Regions from separate parts of the Homo sapiens genome. Here region 1 is linked to region 2. Evidence: read pairs that join two places in POLR2A ChIA-PET (ENCODE). Cell type or tissue: HepG2. All regions are shown on one strand. Links, peaks and the distances in the headings refer to the core of each region. The heading gives the core; the rest is flanking DNA. Region 1 has its middle 44 kb from the start of SVIL. Region 2 overlaps SVIL-AS1 (SVIL antisense RNA 1).

Evidence for each region. ChIA-PET counts read pairs that join two places held together with the same protein. Peaks named below come from ENCODE experiments on the same cell type or tissue, not always from the same donor. Only the 100,000 strongest peaks of a DNase experiment are listed, where the experiment ranks them.
Region 1: POLR2A ChIA-PET joins it to region 2 with 5 read pairs; 2 of 35 experiments call an interaction of 5 or more read pairs at or near these places.

Annotation. Positions count from the first base shown.
Region 1 is chr10:29,675,978-29,681,361 of GRCh38, reverse strand. It overlaps a transcript of SVIL not described here. Among named protein-coding and RNA genes, the nearest start is that of SVIL, 44 kb to the right of the region's middle. In HepG2, for the core only: no CTCF peak of the experiment used is centred there; no DNase peak of the experiment used is centred there.
Region 2 is chr10:29,409,942-29,415,325 of GRCh38, reverse strand. The region is part of intron 1 of SVIL-AS1 (SVIL antisense RNA 1); the gene reads right to left. Among named protein-coding and RNA genes, the nearest start is that of SVIL-AS1, 3.1 kb to the right of the region's middle. RefSeq lists an enhancer at 2,374-2,423 and a silencer at 5,271-5,384. In HepG2, for the core only: no CTCF peak of the experiment used is centred there; DNase peaks (open chromatin) are centred at 605 and 2,625; H3K4me3 peaks cover 2,821 bases.

The DNA.
Region 1 (5,384 bases), core at 318-5,317, 270 kb before region 2:
TGCTGTGGTGGCTGGAGACTCTCTTTCCATCACCAGCTATTCCCTGGGCTGTCATTCTGTGTAAAATCCTTTCTGCTGACTTCTCATCCTTCCTTGCCTGCACGTGCCCTAAATCTCACTTTTCTGCCCATCCTCTTTGGCTCATCCTCTTCTCTTCCCACACAATTCCCTTCTCCCAGTGCCATCCTCCTTCCCAGTTGTACCAGTCACAGCCCCATTCCCTACCATGCCAATTACAAATGCAACCCCTTTATGACAGCTTCCTGCCCCACCTCCACAGGGAACTCACCTCTCTTCCGCCCTGCAGTGCTCTGAGCTTCTCCCATGGACTTTCCGTCTCCTGCCCCTGAGCCAGTTGTTTGTGAGGCAAGCCCAGCAGGTAGTGTCCATGCCTGCTGGTTGCCTTCTCCTTCCCTCCCACTTTCTTTGCTATTTTTTTTTTTGAGATGGAGTCTCACTCTGTCGCCCAGGCTGGAGTGCAGTGGTATGATCTCAGCTCACTGCAGTCTCTGCTTCCTGGGTTCAAGATATTCTCCTGCCTCAGCCTCCTGAGTAGCTGGGATTATAGGCACACACCACTACGCCCAGCTAATTTTTGTATTTTTAGTAGAGACAGGGTTTTACTATGTTGGCCAGGCTGATCTTGAACTCCTGACCTCAAGTGATCCACCCGCCTCGGCCTCCCAAAGTGCTGGGATTACAGGCGTGAGCCACTGTGCCCAGCCTCTCTTGCTATTTTTGATTTGCCCTAAACTCCATCACCCTTCTTAAATGCATGGTACACTTTTTACAGCATAAATATTTGGTGATAGCCCTGAGGCTAAAGTGCAAGATCACAGCACGCATCGGGGCCCATTTGGTGCAGGCTCCCATCCCACGGCCCCCTGCCCATGCGCCATGCTGTAGCATGTGTAATTCCTATCAACTTTCTGAAAATAGCAGGCTCCAGGCCTCGTGTTGCATACTACCTGGAACACCTTCCCTCTTCCTTCTCAACTGGCTGCATCTGACTGATCACTAAAGATGCCATTCAGGTGCCTCCTCCAAGAAGCTAGCTGGGTCATATGCACCTCCACTGGTGGGACGGGGAGAGTGGACAGAACGCCTATGAGAACATGTGCCAGTCTGTATGTTTCTGGTGCTGATCTCCTTGACTAAACAGACTTTTATTATTACTGAGATAGGATCTTATTCTGTCACCCAGGCTGGAATGCAGTAGCACAGTCACGGCTCACTGCAGCCTCAACCCCTTGGACTTAAGAGATCCTCCCACCTAAGCCCCCCAAGTGGCTGGGATGACAGGCACATGCAACTATGCCGGGTAATTTTTAATTTTTTATTTTTAGGAGAGATAGGATCTCGCTATATTGCCGAGGGTCTCGAACTCCTGGGCTCAAGCAATCCTCCTGCCTCAGCCTCCCAAAGTGCTGGGATTACAGGTGTGAGCCACTGAGCCTGACCTGGACTTTTTTTTTTTTCTAATTTTAGATTCAGGGGGTACATGTACAGGTTTGTGACATGGATATTCTGTGCAATGGTGTAGCTCGGGCTTCTGTAAACGAACTTCTGTAAAGGTGGAACTGGATCCCTGACCTCTAGCAGTGCCACCCAACAGAAAGGTATTTAGAAAGTGGCTGGCTTGGCGGGGCATGGTGGTGTGTGCCTGCGGTCCCAGCTGCTCAGGAGGCTGAGGTAGGAGAATCTCTAGAGCTTGGGCAGACGAGGCTGCAGTGAGCCGTGATCAGCGCCACTGCACTCCAGCCAGGGCAACAGAGTGGGACCCCCATCTCAAAAAAAAAAAAGGAAAAGAAAAAAGAAAAAAAAGTGGCTGGCTTTCTAATCATTCATCTTCAGACTTTCCAATCTGTACTCAATGCTTTTGGTTTTAGGTTTTTGTTTTTCTAATAACATATTTGATGAAGAAGTCCCATCTGATGCAGAGGAGACTTGCATGTGGAAAGGAGTTGTCACTATTTCTTAAATTGTGGCTTCACTGGCTTCATTACCTGCACCTTCTCTTCTCACAAATATATGTCATTTTTATTTACCATGACATTTGAGAATTTAGTAAAAGTTAGTGGAGCAAGTTAGTCCCCTTAGTTGCCTACAAGCAGCTCTAAACCCAGGTGTTTTTTTGTTTTGTTTGTTTGTTTGTTTGTGACGGAGTCTCTCTCTGTTGCCCAGGCTGGATTGCAGTGGCACAATCTCTGCTCACTGCAGCCTCTGCCTTTCAGGTTCAAGTGATTCTCCTGCCTCAGCCACCCAAGTAGCTGGGATTACAGGCGTGCGCCACCATGCCAGGCTAATTTTGCATTTTTAGTAGAGATGGGGTTTCACCATATTGGCCAGGCTGGTCTCGAACTCCTGACCTCTGTTGATCCACCTACCTCAGCTTCCCAAAGTACTGGGATTACAGGCATGAGCCACTGTGCCTGGCCACCCAGGTGTTTTTAATTTTATACACAGGCTGCTACAAGCAAACCAATGCTGGGAGATGGTCATGCAGCTCAGGTCAACTCAGGGTACCCTCAACCTAAAATGTGAGAGGAGAGCTGCAGAAGCAATGGACGAGAAGGGAGCAGGGGTTTTAATATCCCCCACACATCTTCCAGCTTCTACTCTGCTCACTAATTTCATTTTGGACAAAAGCTTGTTGATTCTTCTTACTCAGGCTAGTTACCTGCATTATACTGAACAGAATTCCTCCAGGGAACAGCCTCTTGGCTAAATCAACATACACCTGCCATTCACAGATGCAGGGTTTCTAGCAAGATTCTAGAGCAGGGTCCCCAACCCCTGGGCCATGGATCAGTACTGGTTTGTGGCCTGTTTGGAACCTGCACAGCAGGAGGTGAGCGGCAGGTGAACGAGTGAAACTTCATCTGTATTTGCAGTTGCTCCCCATTGCTTGCATTTCCCCCTGAGTTCCGCCTCCTGTCGGATCAGCAGTAGCATTAGATTCCATAGGAGCATGAACCCTATTGTGAACTGCGCATTTGAGGGAGCTAGGTTGCATGCTCCTTATGAGAATCTAATGCCTGATGATCTGTCACTATCTCTCATCACCCTTAGATGGGACTATCTAGTTGCAGGAAAACAAGCTCAGGGCTTCCACTGATTCTACATTATGGTGAGTTGTATAATTATTTCTTATATATTACAATGTAATAATAATAAATTGCACAATAAATGTAATGCACTTGAATCATCCTGAAACCATCCCCCTCAACCCCTGGTTCATGGAAAAATTGTCTTCCACAAAACTGGTCCCCAGTGCCAAAAAGGCTGGGGATTGCTGTTCTAGAGCCTTTGTCTTTCAGATAAGGTAGACCCTGGCTTCACTTCTAAAAGGAAGATAAATGACTTTCTAGTGATATTTGCCCATTTTAGACAAATGTTTCTGCACCTTAGACTGAGGGCAGGTAGGCAGGATCATTGCTGGGGTGGCTTCCTGCTTGAACATTGTAGTTTCTTTGAGTTGAAGGTAGAACATTAAGATGTGATCACTGAAGGAGGAGCATCAAGCACAAATGAGCTCCTGATGTAGTTTACACAGCACTTGGGTGGAAAGGGCCATCCCTTTCCCTCTTTCCTTATGGAATTGGGAATCCGACAGTAAGTGGCCAATGAAAATGTATCCTCGCTGGTCACAGTGGCTCGTGCCTGTAATCCTAGCACTTTGGGAGGCTGAGGATGGAGGATCGCTTGAACCCAGGGGTTGAGAGAAGCCTAGGCAATATAGTGAGACCTGTTTCTATAAAAAAATAAAAATTAGCTGAGCATAGTGCTGCACAGCTATAGTCCCAGCTACTTAGGAGGCTGAGGCAGGAGGATTACGTGGGCTCCATTGCATGGAGTCCAGGAGTTTGAAGCTGCAGAGAGCTATGATTGTGCCACTGCACTCCAGCCTGGGCAAGAGTGAGACCCTGTCATTCTGACCCAGGTGTTATTCCGAGCAGCACTGACAGCATTCAGGGCTAGGTCATGCTTGGTTCTCTTGGCAGAATTTTTTCTTTGGTTTGGGGATATCGCCTGTACATGACAAGACAAAGGGGCAGGAGGAATGGAAGCCTTCCAGCATCGTTCACATTGCATGCTTGGAAACACTACTTGGGGGTGGAAAGTGAATGCATCTTTGTGGCATCTGAGTTCCCAGCAAAGGGTGTCTGCTGAGCTGAAGGCAAAAAGGGAAGGGGGAGAATTTTATAGAATAGGACATCTGGGGCACTCACATGGAGGGAGATTTAATACTATTTAGTCCCTGGCATTATTTCTCTTTCCTTAAGTTTACACTTTTTAAATTTGAAATTGAGAAATGATCACATTTAAATAGCAATGATTAAACATGTAGTTGATCCAGTTACTTTGTCATCCTTTATTTAGAAATGTCCGTAAGTAAGTGATCTCTAGTCTAGGAGGCAGATGGGTTCTGATGACCTGGGAAGAACTCTGTTGTTACCAAGGCTAAATCTCCACAGGTGTTTCCAAGACCCAAGGGTCACAGCTGTGTGCCAGTAGGAAAAGAGGGGTGGAAAATCGACTCCAAACGGCCAAATGGGCGTTACATCCTAGGCAAATGCCAACCTAAATGTAGCCCTTTGTGTGGTCAAGGCTGTTGTCAAAAGCAGAAAAAGCTAGCTCTAATTTCTCCAAACCAATGTCCAGCTCAGTGTTCCAACTGCCAGCTGCTCCGGCCCCTTAAGGTGATAACTCAGGGCCCAGAGTGACCTCTCTTGCTCCATTGGAGCCAGCCAAACCCTTGTGGATTTTTTTGTACTTACCTTTGACAAGAGGAAATCTCTGCAAACCTCTGTGTGCAGTTCCAGAAACATGTTTTACTTTATCATCATGCTCAAAGACTGCTTTGTAAGCTCTCTGCATTGGGGGTAAGCTGGTTAGCATTTACCTAGTATTTGTGTTTATTAAGTTAGTCTTTGCTCTCAAAGAGTTTATATTGTGCGTGTGCGCACACACACACACACACTCTTTTTTTTCCACTTAAAAACAGAAGAATGAATGAGTGTGTATGTGTTTAGGTGACACTGAGAGGTAATGTTACCAAAACACCAGTGGTTCGGTCTTGATCCTGCTGCTGTTCACCACACAGAAAGCCAATCACTGAGATAATCAGTACTGCCAGGGAAGAAGGCTTTATTCAGGTGCTGCAGGTGAGGAGATGGGAGATCAGTCTCAAATCCATCTCTCTGACTGACTAAAATTAGGGGTTTATATAGCAGGGAAGAAATGTAACCATGCATGGGAAACAGGAATTAGAGAGAGGTAAGGATGAGGAATTGGTCAACAGGAAGCAGGGGGTCAGTAGTTATCATGATGGGTGAGGGGTCTGGTGTTTTATTGCCCAGATGCAGTAATCTGGTAAGTTT
Region 2 (5,384 bases), core at 266-5,265:
ATTAGAATTTTTCTTTCTAATCATATGATAAGTGTGTTCATGATTATTATATCCAGTCACAAATTATTAAATGCAGATAAAAATAACTGATGGAGGCCTGCTCCTAGAAATACTGCCTCAGAGCAGGTATACACAGAAGAATTAAATTACTAGAAAGGCAATTTAAAAACTGCCAAGAGCAAAGTAGTTTACTATTAAATATATTCCCCATGCTCTCCTACCCAATCCCCCAAGTACAAAAGGTGGGGGTTTTTGTTGTTGTTTTTAACTGTTCCGGTATGTCCTGAGACACTGATATTAGCAACATGTCATGCTTTAATTGACATGGATGAAAAGAGAAAAAATAAAGTTTCTTGGAATGCAACAAAGTAAAGTAACTTAAAAAAATCTGATGTGTAATCCACTTTAAATTCAAGCACAAACAGAAAGATATCAAAGCCTAGCATTCTATAACAGGCAGTATGGCTACCACCTAAGTGGGAAGAAAAGATACAGTAAAAAGAGAGGTAAAAAAAAAAAAGATCACAGGACAGAGTAGGTATACTCAGGCAAACACCAGGTAGGGTTTACAAAACCAAGTAGGCAACTGGAAGCTATTGAAGGCTTTTAAACAAAGTTATGACAAGAACTGCTCTTTGTTTTGAAAAGTTAATGCCAACAAAAAATGGAAGAAAAATCAACAGAAGAAAACTGCCACGGTTATGGCAGGAGAGAACAAAGGACTAAACCTAGGAAATGGTAGGAAACTAGAAAGGAAGGATAAAAGCAAAAGACACCAGATTAGAAGGATACTCTAAGGTTTTTCATCTTCCAGAATTATTTTACTAACTATGAAGCAGAAGTGTCAGTTATTAGAAGCTCTTCAAAAATAAAAGCTAATGTTAAAGCCCTAAATTTTAAAATCACTCAACTTCACTTGTTAACTTCTAAAGTATAAGTCTGTCCTGTTGACCTGCTTGTATTAATAAAATCAAAGAAACAGTCATCAGATGTCTAAATTATAGAAAAATCTGATGAATATTCCTAATATTCTAATTTCTAATTAGATTCTAATATTCATAAGGTTGTGATTACTGCTGCTAGAGATATGTTTTGTCCACAGAGTATTCTGCAAAACATAATGACCTCCTGGTAGTTTCCAAACCCAGTGTCATTAATTATATTTGAAGGATTAACTCTGCCTTACTTGGTTTTGTTTTCTTGTGTTTACCATAAAACGAGCACCACAGAATCAAAGTAAAACAGGAGAGTCAAATTCAAGATTTCTCTATTTCACATCTTAACTATATTTACTTACTTCAAACATAAGTTAGGTGACAGCACTAATAAGACTCTAAAATAAAACTTACAAAAATTTTCTTCTCTCCCAACAGTTACCCATAATCTAAGAATAGAAAAGATACATATCTACACGTGGTCACCACAGAAAATATTATTACAAAAACATAAGTTAATATAACCTTGTAGAGTAGTTGTAATAATAATAATAATAATAATACAAGTAATAATAATGATATTGGGTATTATTTATTGAACATATGGCAATGTGCAGACAAAAAGCCAGAGGTTTTTCTCTCATGATTGCTAATCCTTACAACAGCCATTGTCATTAATGGTACTTTGTCAGGAGAGGCAGGGAATTGGTGGCATGGTGTGAAGCAACAAATTTTAATACAGGCTCTGGGTACACATCAGATCTTAGCCAGGGGTACCCTGGTAGCCCAAAATGTATTCTAAATTCCATGTGTGCATTTTTCTAGGCAGAGAGTCCATTTCTCTATTTATTAGACTTTGAAAGGGGCAGAGAGTCCATTTCTCTATTACATTTTGAAAGGAATGGGCAATCTCAAAATGATTAAGAAGGACCCTTTTTTTTTTTTTTTTTTAAAGAGACAGGGTCTCACTTTGTCACCCAGGCTGGAATGCAGTGGCACAATCACAGCTCACTAATCCTCCCACCTTAGCCCCCCAAGTAACTGGCACGACAGGTGTGCATCACCATGGCCGGCTAATTTTTTTATTTTTCAGTTTTTTAGAGGCATGGTCTTGCTATGTTGCCCAAGCTGGTCTCGATCTCCTGGCCTCAAGTGATCCTCCTGCCTCAGCCTCCTGAGTAGCTAGGATTACAGGATGAGCCACCGCACCTGGTAGAAGCACCATTCTTACAATATTGTATATTTACACCTTCATATTTCAAAGTTAAAGGAGCAAAATGCTTTCCATGCAGAGGTAGAGATGGAAGGAGTAACTACCACCATGGCACTTAGATGAGACCAAATTTACAACAAACAGAGTGTGATTATAACTAATCTGCATTTCTTTATCTACAAATGAAATTCACCAAAACGAATGGCAAGGCTAGGGTATGCATAGGAGGGACAGCAATTTACAAAATAGGTCTCTTTAATCCCTTCCAGTTCTTGATACACTCTGCTACCTCTACCTCACCGGGCCTAGCTACAGAATCGCAGTCTTATACATTTAACACTAGATAGGGTTTGAGAGGTTTCTATTCCAACCCCCTCACTTTTGAAATGAAGGCCTAGAGCATTCAAGGATCACACACAAGGCCACACAAGTGGCAGCCCCAGTTTCATAATCCTGATCTGCTGATTACTATCATATACCCTTTAGACTCCAACGCCATGAAATACACTAGAAAGTAATCCACTAATTCAGCTTAAAGATATCCTTTGTTGTGCAATAATTCCCCAACATGAGTGCTATTTCACTTCCACTAGCTCCAGCTCTATAAAGAAACAGAACAAACTTGGTAAAAACAACCCTTTAAGGTCACACCCATGACAAATGTTTCTGTACTAACTCACTTTAAAAAGTATAGGCTTCTATTTTAGTGGAGTCATTTATTCCCACCTTATCCAGAAAGATAAGTGTTTAAGGTTCTTTTCCATAGCATATCACATAGGCCAATAATGTATATCTAGCCAGACAAATAAGACAACTTTCTCACTAAATGCAGTCCTTTCACGAAAGAGGTAATACAGTGCCAAAATTTTGCAGTGAGCAGTTGATAATCCACCACTACACATTGAGGAAAAAGTTTAAAAAAGATTAGGCCTAAATACATTTGTTTCTGGGGAGTGAAGTAGAGAGACTGATAAATCCCACTTAACAGACCTTATTCTAAAAAGGGACTCTCAGCTGGGTGCCATGGCTCATGCCTGTAATCCCAGCACCCTGAGAGGCCAAGGCTGGAGGATGGCGTGAGCCCATGAGTTCCAGACTAGCTTGGGCAACATAGGGAAATCCCATCTACAAAAAAAATTTTAAAAGTAGAGCAGGGTATGGTGGCTTATGCCTATGATACCAGCATTTTGCGAAGATCCATTGAGGGCAGGAAGATCCACTGAGCTCAAGAGTTCAAGAACAGCCTAGGCAACACAGCAACACCTTGTCTCTATAAAAAACCCTAGCCAGGCATGGTGATTCGTCCCTGTAGTCCCAGCTACTCAGGAGGCTGAGGTGGGAGGATCGATTGAGCCAGGCAAGTCAAGGCTGCAGTGAACCGTGATCACACCACTGCACTCCAGCAGGTGACAGAACAAGACCCTGTCTCAAAAAAAAAAAAGCAGTGGTGCGGGGACGGGGGACGGGGAACGAATCTCATTTATATACTCCAGTTAACGTTCCAGAAAATTTTAACCACCCTAACTTGTCACCCATGCAATAAATTTACATAAAGTGCTAACCAATTTCAACCCAATTTCATGTATTGGGTTGAACTACAAGAAATGACAACCAACCATTCGTGACTTCAAAAATGCCAATTTCATATGCCTGAACTTACATGAGAACCAACATGTCAAGGAAAAAAAAGAGAAATGAAAAAGAAAGATCACAAGATTATAAAATTCCTATTAAGGCAATTTTTATTATATTAACTTTTTAACCCTCAAATATGTACATGCAATAACAGATGATCAGGTAAATAATTTTATTCATCCCTTTTATACACACACACAAATCATACTGGTTTGCTTACCCATAGTGTTTCATTATTCTATTCCTTGGTATGTGCAAACCCCTCTGACTACAGTAGACATAGAGTACATTAAGTGAGGAATACTGGAAAAATGTATTGTCAAACTTTAAAAATACAAAAAAAATTCAGAATATATTACATAGTAAGCTTTAAAATCCTGAAGTAGCTAAAAAAGTAGGACTTTGTAATCTTATTTATTTATTTATTATACTTTAAGTTCTGGGATACATGTGCAGAATGTGCAGGTTTGTAATTTTAAAAGTTACCTGAGGAAAGCTTTCATTCTACTTTGTATAAGGATACTTCCATTTATAAAATTTTACATGAATAACAAGTTATTTGAAAGATATGTATCAGCCAACCGCGGTGGCTCACGCCTGTAATCCCAGCACTTTGGGAGGCCGAGGCGGGTGGATCACTTGAGGTCAGGAGTTTGAGACCAGCCTGGCCAACATGGTGAAACCCCGTCTCTACTAAAGTACAAAAATTAGCCGGGTGTGGTGACACACACCTGAAATCCCTGCTACTCAGGAGGCTGAGGCAGGAGAATCGCTTGAACCCGGGAGGCGGAGATTGCACTGAGCTGAGATCTCGCCACTGCACTCCAGCCTCGGCAACAGAGCGAGACTCCGTCACAAAAAAAAAAAAAAAAAAAAAAAAAAAATATGTGTATCAGAAGGTATAGCTAAAATATGAAACTGATTACAGCCCCTGGAGTGTAAATGTGGTTTAAGGATTAGGACGGCCTTGAACATAACCTACTCATAATCAGATGGCAAGAATGACTTCACCTGAACTCTGTTCCAAGACCTCGATGAAATCACAACCCTCTAGCAACATCCACCTAGATCCATGTCTTACCTTATACTCAACTCCATTGTCAATATTATTTTCCCCAAGAAGAAAAATAAAAAATGAAAAGACACAACACTAATCTTTTGTCTCCACAGGATGTGGCAAAATGAGAAATAACAATTACACGTTATTTTCAAAGGTGGTCCGACTGCTTCAGCCGTGGACCACTTACACTAAAGAGAAAATTTCCAGCACTTCACAAGATCCAGCTGTTCTTTCACAGACGACTAATAAAAAAGTAAAAGAAGCGACATTAAGCTGCGCCCAAACAGGCCAGGAATGGGTCCTAAGGCATCACGAAACTTCCCGAGGACATTATGTATTTAGAGAAGGCCCCACAGAAACCCTCAAGCGGGAAAGTTACGTCTTCTGGGTCTCGGGGTGGCAGGCAGCCTGAACCCCGAGGGGCTCGAGGCGAGGCGCCCCCGGCCGGATTCGGGCCCAAACCAGCCCGCCACGCCCTGAGCTCCGCGCAGCAAACCGGCCGGCCGAGCGGCGGCCCTCGGAATGGTGTTTTCTCGGCGCC